4 separate regions of the Homo sapiens genome follow, and all the other regions are linked to region 4. The links are chromatin loops, found by intact Hi-C in ENCODE. Cell type or tissue: heart right ventricle. All regions are shown on one strand.

Region 1 (5,000 bases), 280 kb after region 4:
CCAATTATACCCACAGTTTTCCAATTTTACATTTGTTATTGGATTTTGTCAGGTGGGAGTACTTTAGGAGTTTTATACATGGGAAGAATATGGGTTTGTGAGATAGGAGCATGTAAGAGTGAACACACCAAATGATGTAATAGTTATAAAAAAAATATCCTGAGGCCCCACACACATACTGCCTTACTTACTAGCTTCACAAGCAAAAAATGTTTTGACTAAAATGGGGAACATTCTAATTATGCACATTTGCATTTTTTAAAGCACAATAATACTACGCTTCAATAATATTTCTACTATTCTACAAGATTTAAAAATAATAATTTTATACTCAAAAACTGTGAATTCTAAAATAGATCACATTTGAGATTGCTAACAACCCACCCTGGTATTTGAGTTAGAAATTCCATCAATGTTTTTATTTAAAATTTTTTTGTAATGTACTAATTTCTAAAGCTTTATAAGCACCATGTGGAAAATGTATTAAGAAGCAGCTTCATAGCAGTTGTGGTCTTCGTGCCTTGTCCTTCGTTCTTTCTTCACTATTATCTTTAAGCTTTAACACCTTGGTTTCTTCCTCCAGCCTCTAACACATGACTTTGTCTCCCAGCTCTGTGCGTGTTCATTCTCTCCAGGCTCAACAGAGAGACACAAAGTATTTTCTCTTCTGCAGTTAGCCTCAGCATTGCCCCCACACACAGTTACAGCTGGTGTGGCCCAGAATTCCCAGAATAACCCACTTCATTCTCCTTCTCTATACCTGCTTCCTATGAGTTGTGTTTTAGGCATACTATGCTTTGAAATTATACTATAACTCAGGAAGTTAGGATGTTTCATTGTGGCAATCTCATGGGAATAAGGCCAGCATAAAAATAAATTATCCTGGGGAGACGACAAAAACACATTATAGATTTTGCAAAAACGACAGCAATCATGAAGTAACCTGGACCATTAACAAGAAGATATTTGTAATTATCCACTTATAAATATACATACCAGAGATCCTTGAAAAGTATAAAATTGTACTACAATAACTTTAAGGTTCCCTCTTATTTTACTGACTCCAAAATGAACTAGATATCTTTAAAACAGAAGAACAGACTCTCTCATTCCATCACTTCCAATTCACTGGACTGTTCATAACTTAATGTTCTTGATCTTCCCAAGGAGCTGCTTTTATCTGATTATATAAATCAATGGTAATATACTAGAAAACTGCAGCCTGGAAAGACAAAGCAACGCCACAGTTAAACTGAAAATTCTACTAGATATTAACAACAACGAAAATCATATACATAAAGCTAATTCTATTATCATAAAAGAGCTGTTTTGTTTTGTTTCTGACACTAATAACTTCTTAGCATTCCAAGCAATAACATATTTCACCTACGATCTTGTTTTAATTTGCTTTTTAAAGGTCATTTTCCAAGAGTAGATTGAAACAACAGGGTAAGAATAAGAAATTTCAAGATACTGTTTACACACCTGAAATAAAGTATACTTAGGTTTTTAAAAAAGTCCCTCACCTCTATCCAAAGCAGAGAGAAAATTCCATTAGCTGCATTTTTTTTTTTTTTTTTTTTGAGACAAAGTCTCCCTGTCGCCCAGGCTGGAGTGCAGTGGCGCGATCTCTGCTCACTGCAGGCTCCGCCTGCCAGGTTCACACCATTCTCCTGCCTCAGCCTCCCGAGCAGCTGGGACTACAGGCGCCCACCATCACGCCCGGCTAATTTTTTGTATTTTTAGTAGAGACGGGGTTTCACCGTGTTAGCCAGGATGGTCTCGATCTATGACCTCGTGATCCGCCCGCCTCGGCCTCCCAAAGTGCTGGGATTACAGGCGTGAGCCACCGCGCTCGGCCTGCATATTATTTTTAAACCAATGATTGCTAACAAACACACAAAAAAAAAGTAAAAAAAAAATCACTCCACTGAACGCTTACAAAAGAAAAAACAGGAGAATACAATGTAGTTAAGCACAGCTCCTATATATATAGTACTTTTCAATATAGGCAACTGCAACAATGAAAGAACACAGCCTTCTACATTCTTAAATACCAAATGCCCCCTTGTGGACAGCACTGTTACTAGATTTGCATATAAAATCTGTTTAAACTAACTTTTCTGTCTGTGATTTGAAGCTATGTACCTATCAATTGACCATTCTGATCTTGGAGAGAACACAAACCCAGTGAGGGCTGTCCACAGAACACCTCAGGAGGCAGTCTCAGAGATTATAGCATTTTAATAACCTCAATACTTTAAAAATATATACTTACACGTGTCAATAGTGCTCTAGTGTCACTAATTTTAATGACTGGTTATCAGGCATTAAAAACAACATTTCTAAGAATTTTCAAAAGGCATAAACTACCACAGTGAGCCCAGTGGGAGCATGACTAATTGGGTGTACAGTGAGGTAATGGGTCCCAGGAAGACCCAAATAGGGCTGGATGTCCATCAGGCAGCACAGCTAAAAGAAGAATCTGAATCATGGTAAAGAAATTAGTATCACAGTCAGGAAAATGGTGTGGGGCAACAGGATGAAGAAAAGATAAGTAGGTCAATGAGTAATAAGACTGGAAGTCAGAGAGTGGGACATGACATGGACCACAACAGAGAATAATAGAGGGGAGAGTCTTGCTTCTCTGAAGAGCCAGGTGTGTGATAAAAACAATGGCCCGATGGTTTAAAAGAACTAAGACTTAAAACCATCTCTTTCTTCAGGCTTCTCTTGCTTTTGTAATATGTTCTTCTCCTGTTTGTCCTATGGCAAGCTGAAACATATGTCTGAAGGGAATATAGACAAACAGGCAAAGATTAATATTTCAAAAAGCCAATTCATCAAAGGATTAATTTGCAGGGAGACCAATCTACCTACGATTCCAAATTTACTAAAAATTCGCTTTAAGGAAAATCATTCATATATGTGAACTTATAACCTGAAATATACTCTTTTTCTAAGAATATTTTCAATAATAATACTAAATGCTAAATGATTTCCGTAAGTTTTGGGTTTTCAACAAACATTTATTAAAATGTTACTAAATAAAATTATATTCATTAGAACATATTCAAGGATTTGGATTTCGGCAAATTGGCTTCCTGTGAATTGGTTTTCTACAAATTGATCAAGAGTCTTCCAGAGAATGTTTGAGATGAGATTAAGTATTTTCCTAAATAATGTTTCTCTGTTTCTACACCTTCTCCCCCATTCTTTTCACCACCAGCTAGTCTTGTTAGCTTTAGGAACAGGATCCATCTGACTGACTAAGCATATGCACTGGTGAGAGATTTCCCTGAAGGATCCAAGCTGCCTGGGTGTAGTGGAGGACAAGGGGGAGGGTACTGATAGGAAAACTAGAGAAAGAGAAAAATAGGGGTCATCACTTTTATGACTCTGAATGAGTCAAGGAATAGGACTTCCACTTTGCAATACAATTGACTACAGGGATATGGTGGGGCTTGTTGATAAGAGCCATTACAGTAACTTATCACAAGCAAGGCTGTATTCCACATCTTTCTCTGAGGGATATACATCCCCTATATCTGTTGATCTTAAGTTGTGCTCTGTAATAGAGCCTATTGTGAGGTCTGCCAAAAAAATACAAATGTCCAGGCCTTACTCCAGACCTACCAAATTTCTGGGGAAATCCTCAGAACGTATACTTTTAATATACATTAGTATACATACATAATGTATATAAAAGTATACATTAAGCAGCACTATTCACAATAGCAAAGACATGGAATCAACCCAAATGCCCATCAATGATAGATTGGATAAAGGAAATGTGGTACATATACACCATGGAATAATATGCAGCCACAAAAAGGAAAGAGATCATATCCTTTGCAGGGATATGGATGGAGCTGAAAGCCATTTCCCTCAGTAAACTAATGCAGGAACAGAAAACCAAACACCCCATGTTCTCACTTATAAGTGGGGCCTGAACATTGAGAACACATGGACACAGAGAGGGGAACAACACACACTGGGGCCTGTCAGGGGGTAGGGTGGGGGAGTGGAGAGCATTAGGAAAAATAGCTAATGCATGCTGGACTTAATACCTAGGTGATGGGTTGATAGGTGCAGCAAACCACCATGGCACATGTTTACCTATGTAACAAACCTGCACATCCTGCACATGTACCCCAGAACTTAAACATTAAAATTAAAAAAGAATATACCTTTAATATATATTAATATGGCTACAGGTCTTTGCTGAACATACCTGGAAATTCTTGGAAGGAATTTCAGGTAGGCACTAAGTCCCGTTTTGGTGAATGCACATGTTAGAGACTAGAAAATGTACACCCAACTAGCTCAAGGGAAGTAAAGGTTCTGCACTTTTTATTAAGAGGGTTAAATATCAGCTGGGTGAGGTGGCTCACGCCTGTAATGGGAGGCTGAGGCAGGCGGATCACCTGAGGTCAGGAGTTCAGCCTGGCCAACATGGCAAAACCCCATCTCCACTAAAAATACAAAAATTGGCTGAGCGTGGTGGCAGGCACCTGTAATCCCAGCTACTCGGGAGGCTGAGGCAGGAGAATCGCTTGAACCCGGGAAGCTGACGTTGCAGTGACCCGAGATCGTGCCATTGCACTCCAGCCTGGGCAACAGAGCAAGACTCCGTCTCAAAAAAAAAAAAAAAAAGATGTTAAATATCTAATGAATTCTATTATAGTTTTGAGAAGGTACCAAAAGATTCAGAAGATTCACAACTTATATAACAGCACAGCTTAATAAGTGAAAACAGATTGCACATCTTTGGGCCTTATGCTTATCCCTTCCAAGTTGATTGGGGTTAATTTCACAACAGACTTGTTTTAATAAAATAGTACTTTTCCTTTATCAAGGGAAAACAGAACAGGAACTAACAGAGCTTACTATGTCAGGCACTATGTTATTTGTTTTATCTATCTCTAATAATCTTCACAGTAACCCTGCATGAGAGTTTAATTAACTCAATTTCACAGATGAGGAAATTAAGCCTCAGA
Region 2 (5,000 bases), 140 kb after region 4:
CCCAACCTTTCTTTGGCCCTCAGTAAACTGACCTCTGATCCATTCAGAGTGGCTAAAATTTCACACCTGAAAGCATGACTAGAGATTTGGTACTCCAGAAATGAAGTGAAAGAAAGCAATATTTACTGAAGGTCTAGGAGGTACCTGACACTATTACTCATCAACCAGTTGTATAATATGCTAAAAATTCTCTTCTAAACCTCATATTAATCCAACAAGGTAGGTAATATTATTAATATTCAGGTGAATATGGAATTTATCCAGGGTCCCAAAATTATAACTGAGGGGTTGAGATTTGAACCCAGATTTACTGTAACTCCAAAGCTGGTGTTTTCCATCCCTTGCTCCTTTGAAACTGGTTCCTCTTCAGCATGAGAAGCAGGATTTTGTAAGCCCTCACTCCTAACTAGCTCAGTGACCTTGGACAGGCCACATAACTGATCCAGACCTCGTCTGCACACAGAGGAAGCAGTGGTCAGCAGGCCTCTGATGTTGGTGATTCTATCTACCTGCTTATGGGTCTATTGCTGACCCCACTGAAGGTCTGGGGAGGGAGAAATGAAGTGTGATTTAAACCTGGAGTGTTAATGAGTTCAGTGTACTTTTTTCCCTCCAAATATGAAAACTATTTCTTGCCTCTTAATAACTCATAGTAGTCAGAATTTGCATTTTTCAAAAACAGTTATATATAGGCAGCTCTGAACTGGTTTCATTGATTTTGATGTTAGATAACTTTAAAACAATGATCCCTTGATATCCAGTCCTGTAGGCATTAGTTGTTAAACAGAACCAATTTTTGTCCAGGATATTGGTAACTGCTCTTACTTTTTAATTTATATGGTTTTAAAGTGAGCTCTCTTGTCTTCTAAAAGGGAGTGTGTCTTGGGGGTGGAGTGGAAGACACTCCCAGTACTCACACCAACTCACTAAGTTCTTCAACATTTTGTAAATTATAAAGGCCAAACTCACTTTTGAAGTTTGTGTTTTATTCTTAAAGGCAGTGATCATTCTCCCAACACTAGGAGTTTGGGGATTTCCTTCCAAATTGATATAAACTAAAAGAAAACAAGCAGGGCCATAGGGAAGGATGGCACAGTTCTGTTACCAGAAAGAGTGCACATCGAATTCTCAGTGACTGACAATTGGCAAAGGCCAAATAATTTGGCAATAGTTAGAATTCCCTGGGGGAACGGGCTTTTAGGACCAAGAATTCCCACACCAGATGAAAAAAGAAGAAAAGAACAATTTAAAATAGAAAAAAGGTTTACTTTGTTTCATTTTATTTGCATATTTCCTCAAACTGGATCACAGGTTCATCCAGGGCAGGGCTACACCTTTTACTTCCCTTCCCTGAATCTGTCCAAAAGTGGGCAATGGTGTCGACAAAAGAAACCATACTCAGAGTGAAATCATTTTCAAGGCTACAGCTACCTCTAAATGGAGCACACTCCACACCCTAGTGTGCTGGTAATTATTCGTGGCAACAAAATAGGTGTTCTTTCCCTCACCTTGGCTTAGTCATACATTTGAACCATGCATGAGCTTCTGAAGATCCACTGGCCTTCCACAGGTTTACACTTTCTGCACAGGAAGGCTGCGAGAACACACAGCTCAATGTTCAGAGACCATAGGTGGCCAAGGGCCTGAGTGCACATGTGCAGTGGCACCAGGATGGTAACCACAGCACCTCAGCCACAGCGACCACAGACACTGGAGGTAAGAAGGGCCACTGGCTCTCATCAGAGCTTTTCCTATAAATCCTGCCATTTCAAGAAACCAACATCCCTGATTGTTCTCGGTGGGATTTCTCACCATTTTGAGGAATCTATGTTCATCCTTCTCTAGATGAGCACATGGTTCTTGTTTCAGAAATTTACACACATATATACCAAGAAAAAAATGGCATAAATGCTACCACATCTAAATAGATGCTGGACCTGGAAGTCCCAAGGCATATTTTAACCGTGGGATTAGGATTCAGGTGGACTGGCATGAAATAAAACGCACACATACCTTCCAGGCCCGTGCACCACCACGGACGTAGACATCACAGGGTGTGTGCATATCTTTTATAATTTTCCTCTATATGACCTCTCTTAAAAAATCCCTTCTGACCTGCATCCATGTGACATTTCATACTTAAAACGCTGTCCTACTTTCCTTTCCCACTGAAAGGCAATATATTTAGGAACAGTCATAAAATGTATTCACGGAACAGCCTGCAGTGTGGTCGCTGAACGTGTGTGCACCGTGCCTGGACACACTCACAGGTGCAGCAGAGAGGGAGCCGGTTTGAATGAAACCTTTCATCTTCTCTCTCACCGACCAAGCATCTCCTTGCCAAATCCAGGAGCAATTCCGCGCAAACCTGGTTTTCAAAAGCAGCCTCTTTTGTGGGGCATTGCGGGGCTGTGCGTGCGCTCCCACTAGGAGGAAAAAATGCCATTTCCTCTCCGCAAGCTTTTAGCACTGCAGGTACTAATTTGAACATGAGGCAGCCTCGCTGTCCCTGAAGGAACTTGAGACCCTGCAAACGTACTTGCAACACCCACGCTGCAGCCACCACCACGCACGAATCGACCCCATCCACAAGCACACATCACTGGCCCGGGCACACGGAAAAGCACACACACAATAAGAGGCCGGGCCCGGCCACTCCTTCCTTGGTTCCCGCTCCGCAGCCAGTTCTGACAATGACAAGCACCTCTCCCAGCTCCTCCGCCCTGGCTCTCCATCTCCACTAACAACGCGAAAAGCCTGGGAGGGCCCGCTCGCCTGACTCCAGGTTTAAAGCCCCATGGCACCAAACAAAAGAGGCAGGTGCCAGCAGCCCCGGGGCCGCCCGCACGCAACGCCCCCGGGTCGGGCCAGGCTGGCCAGGGCAGGGCGGCCGCCTTTCGAGGAACTGCGGGCGGGGCGGCGGGGCCAAGCTGAGCGCCCGCCCTGCCCTCGGCGCCCCGCGGCTGCGGGCGGAGCGGGCTCTGCGGAGTCCCCCGGCCGCCCTCCCCGCAGCTCCCGTCCCCAGGGAAGGCAAACCACGCACCGGTCCGCGGAGAGACGCCGCCGGGGGTCTTTGTGGCCGCGCTGGGGGCCGCCTCCTGGTGCTGTCCTCGCCGGGCTGGGCGCGGCCGGGGCTGCGGGGCTGCAGGGCTGGGGGGCGGCGGCGGGGCCGGGCTGGGCGGCAGCAGCTGCTGGAGCGCGGCGCCTCGGTTGCGGCCACTAGTGCAGGGATGTGCCTCGGCCCGTCCTCATTGAAATGCGGCGCTTCGCACAGCCTCACTCCAGCCTCTCTCTCCAGAGGAGGGCGGCGGCGGCGGCGGCGGCGGGCGCGCTCCCTTTTCTTGTCTCACTCGCTCACACGCCCTCCCGTCTCCCTCCTCCTCCTCCTCCTCCGCGTGCGCGCCCCGTCGCCCCCGCCCTTCTTGGCAGGGCGCACCCACCACGGCTGCGCCCCAGGTCCTCCTCCCTCCCAGCGCCCTCTTCCCACCGCAGCAACCTCGGTGCATCTGGCTTGACTACACCCCTAAACCTCCCTAGTCCCCACAAGTAGTCTTTGGGAGATGGGGGCAGATCAGATGGTGGAAGAGAACGTGGACAGGGCTGAGTCTGAGCCAGGAAGTGTGCAAGGCACAGAGGTGATATGGCCGAGAGATGAGGCCCCCACCGTCGGGGGAGGGAAGGAGGTACCCACACTCATACCTTTTGATGTGACCTCACGGTCTGACACCTTTCCCAGGGTATGGAAGCCAGTGGATCACCTTCTCATCCTTTTTGCCCGGGATGCACCCACGCAGTGCCTCTTCGGATGACCAACCCTCCCAAGCTATGCACTCTGGTGCCCCCCACATTGGGAAGAGCTGGATCTGTTCATGGATCCCACCCATCATCTCCACTTAACCCCAAGACATGAGTCACTCTTGGAATAGTGACCTCTGCTTAGAGTCAAATATGTTCCAAAGGGCCCTTGAGAACTGAAGGGCCAGGTTTCACTGCTGGACACTTTGTGGCTGCCAAGGCTGGGTCTGCGGTGGAAAGCCCCATGAGCTCATGCGAGCCTCTCCTCCCAGAGGGGGAATGTTCTCCTAGCCCAGGCTGTTCACAGCTTCCTCCAGTCTTTGCACAAAAGTCCAGGGAGTGGGAGCAGCTCCCAGATTTCGGTGAAATCTTAGACTGGCTCAGTACGCAGCCTGAATTTTGATCCAGTTAATCTGACTTTCAATCCTGTCGTCCACAACCTGTGTTTGTCCCAAATACACATGAGTATACAAAATACACATAAGTATTTTTCTCTCTTCCTGAGCCTACACCTTTCAATGGAACATTAAAATTTTATTTTTCTCTTGCCCATTGATCCCAGTTATGTGTTTGACTACTTATTATTAAAAAGTTCTATTCTGAAATACTTTCCAAGTATGATGTAAATGTTAAATAATTACCATTTGTTTTAAAACACAGCTCAAATGAGATCCATGCTACATATTCCACAAGTGATGCGATATTTATTTTTGAACTATTTAATAGCCCAGAGATGAGAGTACAGTGAACTCACCAAATTAACTAAATGCAAAGTAGTAAGCCTATTCTTTCACATTCTGAGGCAAAATGAGAGCCATAGGGGTAAATTAAGAGAAAGGAAGAAGCCAAGTACATCTTCTGGAGAACAGAAATCAGAGCTTCTTTTTATCTTGCCAATGACAAATGCCAAGTGATTTCTTCCAAAATGCTAAGCCAAGAAATAAATTTCATCTCTTAACCCCTATGGATATTCTACTAGGGTCATTTCTTAAGAGCTTTAAGTAACTCACCATCATCTTACCTCTTCCTAGCTGTTGTACCTAGCACACACAGATAATGTGTTCAGAGAATCACCTTGGTGTTTGACTCTCTCAGTAGCAAAGTGCTCTCACTAGAAATAGTTGGGCATCATTAGCTCTTTAAGGAAACCAGGGGGCAACTGATAATTAAGTAGATGAAGACATTAAATAGTATACATTGGCCCT
Region 3 (5,000 bases), 160 kb after region 4:
AGAATCAATAGTCAAATAATTTCAACTGCTGAGATAAGAAGCTGGTGCACTAGATTTTTATGCATTTTCGAACTGTGGAAAAAGGAATATTTTCTAAAAACTGGAATTAAGTAAGGCAATTTTATATACATTTATTTCTAGAGATAAAAATTCAGATGTGGTTAACAAAAGGAGGTAGATTAAAAGTCTCAAGGGTACATTTTTTTTTCAAGCCAACAGCATCCTTAGGGCCTGAAAGCAGCAACTACTATTATGACATATTAAGAATTATATTAAATGCTTAGCATACATTATCTCACTTAACGTTTCAACAACCCTAAAATATAGCTATTATTTCCAATTTACAGATGATGATGCCGGGATATAAAAGAAATTAAAGTCACTTGTCTGTGGTCACAGAGCCAGTAATTAGTGAAGCCTTGCTTTAAACAGAAGTCTGACTCCAAAAACTCATTCTTCTAACCACCAAAATCTGCTGCAGTAAAACACACACACACACACACACACACACACACACACACACCATTACATAATGCTGTGAGGTTCACAGAATCTTTTGTCATACATTATTTGACTTGATTCCTACAAAACTCTTATTTATTTATTTATTTTTGAGACAAGATCTGGCTTTGTGGCCCAGGCTGGATTGCAGTGGCACCATCATGGCTCACTGCAGCCTCGACCTCCTGGGCTCAAGGGATCCTCACATCTCAGCCTCCTGAAGAGCTGACAGGAGCATACCACCATGCCTGGCTACATTTTTTTAAGTTTTTTGGAAAAACAGGGTCTCTCTGTGTTGACAGGGCTGGTCTGAAACTCATAGGCTTAAGTGGTTCTCCTGCCTCTGCCTCCCAAAGTGTTAGGATTACAGGTGTGAATCACTGTGCCTGGCACTATAAAATTCTTACAACTCCCATCTTACAGGTGAGCTTACTAAGACTCATACCAAGGAAGTGTCTATTTCCAAAGTCACAAAGTTTGTATGTAGTAGATCTGAGACAAAATGTCCCAAATCCATATCCTTTCCAGCAGGTCAAGCTGCTAGATGCTTTAGTTATCATAAGCAGATATTATGGAATATGATGAACTATAAGATAAATTATTCCTAGAGGAATAGAGAAATAGATGATGGATACAGGGATTTTTTCTGCTGAGGCTTGACTCAGACAAGCAGTTGTGGGGCCACTTTGCAAGAATCTCTTTGGAGCAAGCTCTGACTTCCTTCCGTCTGGTGGAGGAGGACCAGGACCAGGATCTGGGGTTCCTGAAATTAGCAAAATGAACAAACAAGGGAAGAAGATGGAGACCACTCCCAAGACCAATGGGGAAGGTAAAATATCTGACCCAGTCTATAAGCATTCTTCCCCTGGGGCCTGGCCTGGGCAAGTACCAAGGGCAGGGGCAGAGCCAGTGACAAGAAGGACTAAGCACATGAGGTAACAAAATAAAAAGCCTGCCCACAGTGACTGTAAGCTGCCTCTTGTGCCCCAGCTGGAGTGACTTAGGGGGAACTGCAATGCCATATGTCAAATCAAGATGGTAGAAATGTTACCCAAATTGATACCTGGCAAATTGATCAAAATTAATTTTCCCTTACATTAAAGAAGAAATAGTGATAGAATTGCTACTGATATTAGTCTGAGAAACTGCCTCAATTTTTGGAGGCTGATGGACACTCAGAAAGTGATTTAAATGTAAACAACTTGTTCAATGCCTTATTTTACAATTGAGGAAGTGTGTTAGTGGTAACACACTTGGGAGGCTGAGGTGGGAGGATCACTTGAAGTCAGGAGTTTGAGACTAGCCTGGACAGTATAGTGAGACTGTCCTCTCTACTTAAAAAAAAAAAAAAAAAAAAAAATTGGCCAGGCATGGTGGCATGCGCCTGTAGTCCCAGCTACTTGGGAGGTTGAAGTGGGAGAATCACTTGAGCTGGAGAGATTGAGGCTGCAGTGAGCCGTGATTGTGCCACTGCACTCCAGCCTGGGTGACAGAGTGACACTGTCTACAAAAGCAAACAAAACAAAACCCTAGTGAGAATGTCTCTCCAGTCTGGCTATCATCACCCATGACAGTCATATTTATGTCATTGTCTCCTTGATCAGGAAAGGGAAAAGAACTATGCCATGGGAGCAGAGACAGCTCTTCCCTGGGAGCAGTGCTTTACTGAGCTGCAACGCTCTCCCCAGCCCAGGGGCAGGAGTTGAACATATCACTTGAATCACTTCTGGTTTCTAGATGCAAAAGCAGTCCCTGAAAGGAATTTCCAGGCGCTGGCTCACAGGCTGCGTGTAAACGCCCGGTCACGCCTCCCGCGTGGAGGATGGAGACGATTACTAATCACCAGCCACCTCCGAGTGACAGCAGAGGCAGGGGAGGCTCGGGGCCCAGCTGTCAGGCGCAAGGGCAGAGGTCAGCGCGGGGTCTCCCCGGAGCAGGAGTGAGCGGCGAGTGACAGGTGCAGCCGCGCCATCCCCAAGCATCCCGGAACCTGGCCCGGAGGCTGCTGTGGGATCCACAGCCCTGCGCGCTGGGGAGGCGCTGCAATGACCCTGCGGCGGCGCCTTCCCCCGGCGTCCCCAAATAGAAACAGCACTAGTGCCCTCTCTCCGACCCCACCAGGGCCGCTGCCGGGCTCCTCCTTACTCAGACCAGGCTCTACCGACTCCGCAACAGCTGCTCACCACGCTTGAGATGCAAAAGGTCTGTGTGAATACAATAAGGGGATGCATATTTTCAGGCCAGAATTCACACCCGAGCATGATTTTCACCGCGTGATTGACTTAGGTGAATTTAAAATACCCCGAGCCTCATAAATAAATTGCGCTGGGGCTTTAAATTGGCAAAATGAGTTACTGACTTCCCTGACTCTACTTAACATTGCACCTACCTATGTTTTGAGGAAGTGGAGGGGAGTCTTTCATGACTGTCTTAGACTCCAAGTCATTAGGTCTATTAGTTTGCTTTTTTCTTTTCTCGTCAATACAATTGACTTGGTCTTGGACTTCCCCAGGCAACTTTCTGTAATTAAGGGTCTCTGGAACTAACTAATAAAGTACAATCAGTGCCGATGTGAGAAACAATAGTTACAAGAACATATACCATGTTTAAAAATAGATTTAAATACTCAAAGTCCCCAAATTATTCATTCTTTAAAACAAGTGAAAGAGTTTGTAAGAGAAAATCAACCATGCGCTGAGGATAATACACAAAAAATTTGACCTTAACAAATTTCTGAGATAATAAACTCTCTATTTTAGGTCATTAAAAAAAATCTCGAAATTTTGCAGAGTTTGACATTGCCAATTTGCTCACAGTCATTGACTGCTGAAACAGATGCCAATGATCAAGTTGCCCATAAAAAAGAATAAAGCTTCTTTCATAATGAGGCCTATGATGAACTGATTAAATAAGTTAGCCAAGCAAATTCCTGGAAGAAAATACTTCATGCAGAGAGAATTGCGAGTGCAAAGCCCTGAGGTAGGGTTGTTCAAGTAAAACCCAGGTGACCATTGTCAATGAGCTGAGTGACAGAGGGGAAGAGCTGTTGGAGATGATGTTGTTGGACAGGTTGCAAGGACTGAGGTCCTAAAAGGTCTCATAGACTCATAGTAAAGACTGCTTTTCTGTGAATGAGATGAGAGGTCATTGGAGGTTTGCAAAGAAATGGCATAATCTGATTTAAACATTAAAAAGACCGTTCTGTCTACTACGTGAAACAGATTGAGCAAGGGAAGGTGAAAGCAGTAAGACTAGTTAGGAGGCCATTACCTGGGTGAGAGATATTGGTGGCCTGGACCAGGATGAGTACTGTCCTTCACTGGAGTGAAGTGGTCAGGTACTGATGACGTTTTGAAACTCAGAAAGTCAAGATTTGCTGATCAATCAAATGGAGAGTATGAGAGAGAGAGAGAGGAGACAATGACTCAAAGATTTCTGGCTTGGTGACGAATGGGTTTGCCATTTGCTAAAAGAAAGGGAGAGGAATGGTGGGAAAGGGAATCAACAGTTCAGTTTTTGTCTTGTGTGGTGACCCCATAGCCTTCTCTTTAACCCAGTGGCTTTCACCCAATATTGTAATTGGCCCCCAAGCTGCCTGACTGCTTTCTCCTTTGACTTGAAACAGATCCCACTCCGAAATCTCCCCTTTATAAACATTTTGGGTCTTCTTCATATTGTCTGTTATTCAGGAAAAAATTGCCAAACATGATTTTCAGAAGTTGATATCATAAAAACATTGTGATTATCCTTTTGTGTCTTGGACATCAGCCATTGAGAATCACTGCTCCCACCTGAGCATTTCATTTCTGTTTCTATGCAGGTTCTGATCCACTAAATAGAAAGGAAAAGACCTTTACACTCCCTTTAGCAAGAAATCTTCTGCTCCTGCAGGAAGGTCCACCTGAAAACAGAGGGCCCATAACACTCGTTGGGAAGCACCAACAGACATCCCAGACTCTCCTCATCCCATTTCCTAGTAGCTCCCTGGCACCACTGTTTGATGACAGCTTGTTGAAATGGATGCCTGTTGAAATGGTGAAGGTGAACAGTGTGAGATGTCAAAAGAAACATATGACTAACAATAAAGATAAGCTCACAAATTATGTATTTTTTTCCCAAGTGAATTGGAGCTAGCTAAAATGTACCCCTCTATTTTTGTCATTCTCCCTTGTGTTCAAGAGAGAGAACAGGGAGGAATTGCTGCTTGTGTGTTGGGAATTTCACAGAATCTTGGGCATCCCCACAAGAGTGATCGTTCATGTAAGTGGCATCCACTTTTGTGAATCAGCAAAAAAAAAAAAAAAAAAGAAAAAAGAAAAAGAAAAAGATTGAAGGCTGCTGGCTTAGCTACCTAAGGACAGCAGTGTGGAAGGACTCAGAGGAAATGGAGGACGTTGCTCCTGCTTTTGCAAAGCTTGCAATTTTATGATCTTATTAAAATAAAGCTTATTGTTTTAATTTTATCCAGATGTATAGACAGAGGCCAATTTATTGGGAGC
Region 4 (5,000 bases):
CATGTTGACAGTACTAGGATGTGGCTGCCATTCCTTACTTTGTTTGCTTCCTTCAAAAGAAAGTGCTTTTTTTTTTTTTAATGTTGGGGGCTTAAAAGAGGAGTGAAAGGTGAAACAAAGGGTTATACAGACAAGTTTTGTGCATTTCTAACTTTGCACTGGAAATCTACTCCTGACTTACTGCAGTCATCTTGAAGCTTAAAATCCAAGATCACTGGCCTTGCTGATTTTCCTTCTATCAATGACCACAAATGCCCCAGTCTCAAAACCCCAGCATCATTGTTGACCAGTATGATCATATGTTCAATTTGCCTAGGAAAGTCCCAGTTTGTGCCTGTTTTCCCACTGTCCTGACCAGTGTAGCATTTGTCTTGGAAAATGTCCTAGGTTGGACAATACATTTTATGATCACTCTATTTCTCCTCTTTCCCCTGAAAATCCTGATCCTTTTTCCTTTGTGTGACCTGGTCATTCATTCCTTTATTTTAATTCTACCACCTTTATGAACTGCACTGATATACTACTCCCCCATCAGTGATCTCCAGTCTCTAATCGATTATACACATGAAGCTACTGCTCTGAAGCCCTGGATATCTTCTCCTTATTTAATGGATTAAATCCAAATTCAGGCATTCAAGATTTTCACATCCTGGTCCTTTTGCTGTTTCTGCAGCCTTGCCTGCAATGTCTCCCTGATGTAATATGTGGGTCCAGCACAATTGCTTGCTCAGCCTCCTACGCACTGTCATATGCATCTGCTTCTGTGATACAGTTGCTCAAGCTGCTCTGCTCTCTTTTATCTAAGACCTACTCTCCTTTCAAGACCAACTCAACTCTCACTTCCTCCCGAAAGCTTTCTCTGCTGTCCCTGCCTTCGATCAATCACCTCTCCTACATGACGCTCCAGCAACAAGTAACCTCAAAACTACTGACTGAACACTTAGCACAGCCTACCTTGCATTCTTCTTTGTCTCTTTCATGCCTCAGTTCTGTCTCTCCAGGTAGACCTTAAACTCATCAAGAGCAAGGATCTTTTCTTATAATTTTTCTTATAATTTTCTTTCCTCCAACAGCCACCAAAATCTGCTGACAGAAGGCAGGAGGCAGCATAAAATACAGGAAAAGCACTGGACGTAGCATGATTTGTCTTAGACTTGCCACTTACTATCTGTGAAACTTGGGGAAAGGTTTACCTCTCATCCTCAGTTTCCGCATCTACACATTGGGGGATGAGGATGAAACCAGTACCTGCCGTGCCTTCATTACCAAGTGGTTGTGAGAATCAGGTAAAGTGAGTGTGTTCTGAATTACAAAGATTTACATACATGAGGAATTAGTTAACATTTTTTTGATGATGGTAATAACATCATCAAAGACATCTAGCCACAACTTAATCAGAACTACCTATCATATGGTGCTTCAGAGAATTCAAATTCAATTCCTTTCTCTGAACACTCATGAGAAAAAAAAAAAAAAGCTAGGATAAGTATCAGCCTTGAGGCTCCCATATTTCATTTCCTCTCTTCAAAGCCAAAGTCTTTAAAGACCTGAGTGTGGAATATGAAAGGCAGGAGTGAGGGAAAGTGACCAGTTAACATCTCTAGTCCTTCCAGCGTTTCAGACTCTTTCAAGTACTTTTCTCTCATCTGCAAAACATCCTTTTGAGATACTGGAACCAATACTATGAGCCCTTTGAAAAAAAGAAAAGGGGAAAAGTAACATGCAGCTTCCAAAAAAAAAAAAAAATCTAACATTTAGCAGGAGTAGGTTGGGGCATGGTGATTTTGGAATCAGTCACACTTTACAATTCCAGCTTCAGGCTTGACTGAAGTGTTCCAGGTGGGCAGCTCTTCTAGAACTTTCCCTGTAGCAGAAGTCTGTTCACTGATGGATGTTTGTGGCAGGAGCCAAGCGAATTAGTCAGATAAAATATAAGCGTGAAAACAGGAAAGTGGTTCTCCTGAAGTTTCTTTTCTAGCTGTAAGCTTCCACACCACAGAATAGTCAATCACATTACAGCCCACAAGAAAAACCTGAAAGAATCATGTTCAGCTGACCTCAAACCACATATTCTTAGCTAATAAAACATCCTTGCATCAGGTCTCAAGAACACAAACTCAAAGCTAATATAAGATAGCAATTCTGCAAGACAGTTTGCCCCTGGTAATTATACTAAAAATAAAAAAAAGGCAGCCAACTGGTGAGGTTGTCTGTTCTTTTTAGAAAAGATATTTCATGTTCCCTCAAGCTTCATTATCAGTGATTGGCTTGGATGAATGGGCGGCTTCCAACAGCTTTTACCCAAGGCCAGGCTTGACAAATGTGGCATGATTTTGGCAGTGCTCGGGCTCTGATTCAGTCTTCAAATGTCTGGCATGGAACATGAACTTCTGAACCTGACCTAAAGCTATTATGGGCTTTAAATTTTCAAGCAATTGCATCATTAAGCAACCAGCATGCGATGGCATTACTATCTTATCCACTGCCTAAATACCACAATGCATTTAAAGGAAGTTGACATAAATCAGCAATGAAAGGCACAGATGACGGCAATAAGAAATGGCCCATCATTAAGGTTCATTCAAAAGCATACAGGTTGGAACTGCAGCACATTCAATTTTAAAATGCAGATATGACACAAATTCAGAAAGCTATGAAGAGCAATTTGTGAATTTTCACCAAATAGCATATGCTCTGAGAAATTTTTGTCTAAGTGTTCTCCAAGGTAGCTTTGTAGTGGTGGAGTTTCTTCCTTTTCTTTCTTAAACCTCTGCTCCAAGAAGAGACAAAGCATCCACATTCAATTATAAGAGTTTTCTTTTTCACCTCAAATTACCAATATTCCCTCATCTTTTCCAATATCATATTGTAAAGATACAATCCAAATGCCTGTGTCTACAAGGATTCAGTGGAGGAAATGACTTAACATTTGAGTGAACTAAGTTCACTTTATTACGAAATCTAATTCTATCCGTTTTCAATATACTAGTTAGTATGGGGCAATATTTTTAATGGGCCACACCAAAATATAATAAAAGGAATGTAAACAGATCAGAGGACAAAGACAAGGAAACCAATCTGGTAGTTTTATTAGCAAAACCAGAAAGAATAAGAACATTTTACTTTCATATAAATGTTCCTTTGTCTTCTTTCATTTTTACTGAGGCCAATTCAAATGTTGAGGAACAATCTGGGAGGCTCTTCAGTTTCAATGATGATTAACAGAAAATTACCATTCTGAATGGAAATTTCACCTCTTCCCAACTCATTAGAATACACTGGCTTTTCTGACTAAATCACAGGTGAGCAAATAATAGAAGACTGCTTATTTTTAGCAGCAGGCTGTGAGAGACAACCTCAAAAAAGATAAACTAACCCACGTACGTGAGATCACACGTTTTTACCATAAATCTTTGTTTCCTGGCTGTTCTTATAAATGCAAATCTAGCAGAAATGTTACAAACATAAGCAATAAGATTACAACAGTTTTCCTAAAATATCTTCTATATTAGGCTTTACTTAAGGCCAACAATATTTTCATCTATTTTAATTTTATTATTTCTTTTTTTTAATTTTTTGAGATGGAGTTTCATTCACTCTTGTTGCCCAGGCTGGAGTTAAATATTATGCAATCTCCGCCTCCCAGGTTCAAGTGATTCTCCTGCCTCAGCCTCCCAAGCATCTGGGATTACAGGTGCCCACCACCACGCCCAGTTAATTTTTGTATTTTTAGTAGAGACGGGGCTTCACCATGTTGGTCATGCTGGTTGCAAACTCCTGACCTCAGGGGATCTACCCGCCTCGGCCTCCCAAAATGCTAAGATTCTAGGCGTAAGCCACTGCACCCTGCCAACCTATTTTAGTTGTAAATAAAATCATCAGTGCTTTAAGAAGGAGAGATAGATTAAGGCCTCCCGTCTTCATCATTCGCTTCAGTGTGCTGGTATTGCAAACAGCACCATGTGCAATGCCCATTCCCACTTGAGGTGGTCAATTTTATGTGTCAACTTGGCTGGGCCACGGGGCCCAGGTATGTAGTCAAGCACTATTCTGCACATTTCTTTGAGGGTGTTTTTAGATGAGATTAACATTTAAATTGCTAAATTTGAGCAAAGCAGACTGCCCTCTGTAATGCAGGTGGGCCTCATCTATTGGTTGACAGCTTGAATAGAACAAAAGGCTGACCTCCACAAGCAGGAGGCCATTCTAGCAGATTTGAACTGCAACATCAGCTCTTCCTGAGTCTCCAGCTTGCCAGCCCTCCCTGAGTATTTTGAACTTGCCTGTCTCGATGTTCACGTGAGTTCCTTAAAACAAATCTCTTTCCATATATATATATACACACAACCTATTGGTTCTGTTTCTATGGAGAACCCTGATTAATACACCACTTATCTGAAGGGTATTATCCACTCTGTGCATCATCTTTTATACATGCTTTGCTTTCATCCATATGGACAGCATAACTTTATTTTTGCCCATTTAATACTGAGAGTGAGCATTCGACCTGTTGGCCACAAAGCTATAGCTATTTACTCAGAGCTTCTATTTTTAACACTCTGATTCCTGTGTTATTTATTTTACATGCAGTGAAGCCCTTTAAAGCCCCTTAACCACTTCCCTACATCTGCATGCAGGAACAGTCTCCTCCTGCTAGAAACAGAGTTTAATGATGTTTGAGTTGAAGGTAGGATGGAAAAAGCCAATTAGTTTCCAGAATGGCTCCTTTCTCTTGGGGCTACACCTTGTGGTTTGAAATTAAATCCAATATCAGCCTCATCCATACACAAATGCAAAGCCAAGGCTAGCCCACTTTGGATAATCTCGTGATCTTCTCCACTGAACATGAGCATGTATTGTCTGGATCAAGTTCTTTTTAATGATGAGGAAATATGAGATTTATTACTAATGAAGATAGGCCCCAATCCAACTAAAACCTAGGCAGATATGATTATCTTTAATTTCTTTTCTCATCTCTCATTTTAAGGGGAAAATCATCG

The links. A loop is a pair of places that touch in the nucleus more often than their neighbours do. Peaks named below come from ENCODE experiments on the same cell type or tissue, not always from the same donor. Only the 100,000 strongest peaks of a DNase experiment are listed, where the experiment ranks them.
Region 1: a loop joins it to region 4, with 5 times the contacts of the local background. A loop is called at or near these places in 11 of 110 quality-filtered maps.
Region 2: a loop joins it to region 4, with 2.0 times the contacts of the local background. A loop is called at or near these places in 11 of 110 quality-filtered maps.
Region 3: it touches region 4 in a loop (2.2-fold over the local background); 4 of 110 quality-filtered maps call a loop at or near these places.

The regions. Positions count from the first base shown.
Region 1 is chr13:36,273,306-36,278,305 of GRCh38, forward strand. The region is part of intron 2 of CCDC169-SOHLH2 (CCDC169-SOHLH2 readthrough); the gene reads right to left. All of the region lies in intron 4 of CCDC169 (coiled-coil domain containing 169), which reads right to left. Among named protein-coding and RNA genes, the nearest start is that of CCDC169, 22 kb to the right of the region's middle. RefSeq lists a silencer at 3,187-3,481. In heart right ventricle, a CTCF peak has its summit at 2,081 (motif pointing left); no DNase peak of the experiment used is centred here.
Region 2 is chr13:36,128,071-36,133,070 of GRCh38, forward strand. DCLK1 (doublecortin like kinase 1) reads right to left here and starts at 3,312. Exons shown (of 17, transcript NM_001330071.2): 1 at 3,044-3,312. In heart right ventricle, no CTCF peak of the experiment used is centred here; DNase peaks (open chromatin) are centred at 2,601, 3,441, 3,761 and 4,031; H3K4me3 peaks cover 2,323 bases; H3K27ac peaks cover 1,377 bases.
Region 3 is chr13:36,152,555-36,157,554 of GRCh38, forward strand. LOC107984604 (a long non-coding RNA gene) reads right to left here. Exons shown (of 3, transcript XR_001749822.1): 3 at 4,359-4,525. Among named protein-coding and RNA genes, the nearest start is that of DCLK1, 24 kb to the left of the region's middle. RefSeq lists an enhancer at 1,914-2,478. In heart right ventricle, no CTCF peak of the experiment used is centred here; a DNase peak (open chromatin) is centred at 2,383; H3K4me3 peaks cover 979 bases.
Region 4 is chr13:35,992,378-35,997,377 of GRCh38, forward strand. All of the region lies in intron 3 of DCLK1 (doublecortin like kinase 1), which reads right to left. Among named protein-coding and RNA genes, the nearest start is that of DCLK1, 140 kb to the right of the region's middle. RefSeq lists an enhancer at 1,105-1,606. In heart right ventricle, no CTCF peak of the experiment used is centred here; a DNase peak (open chromatin) is centred at 2,314; H3K27ac peaks cover 2,585 bases.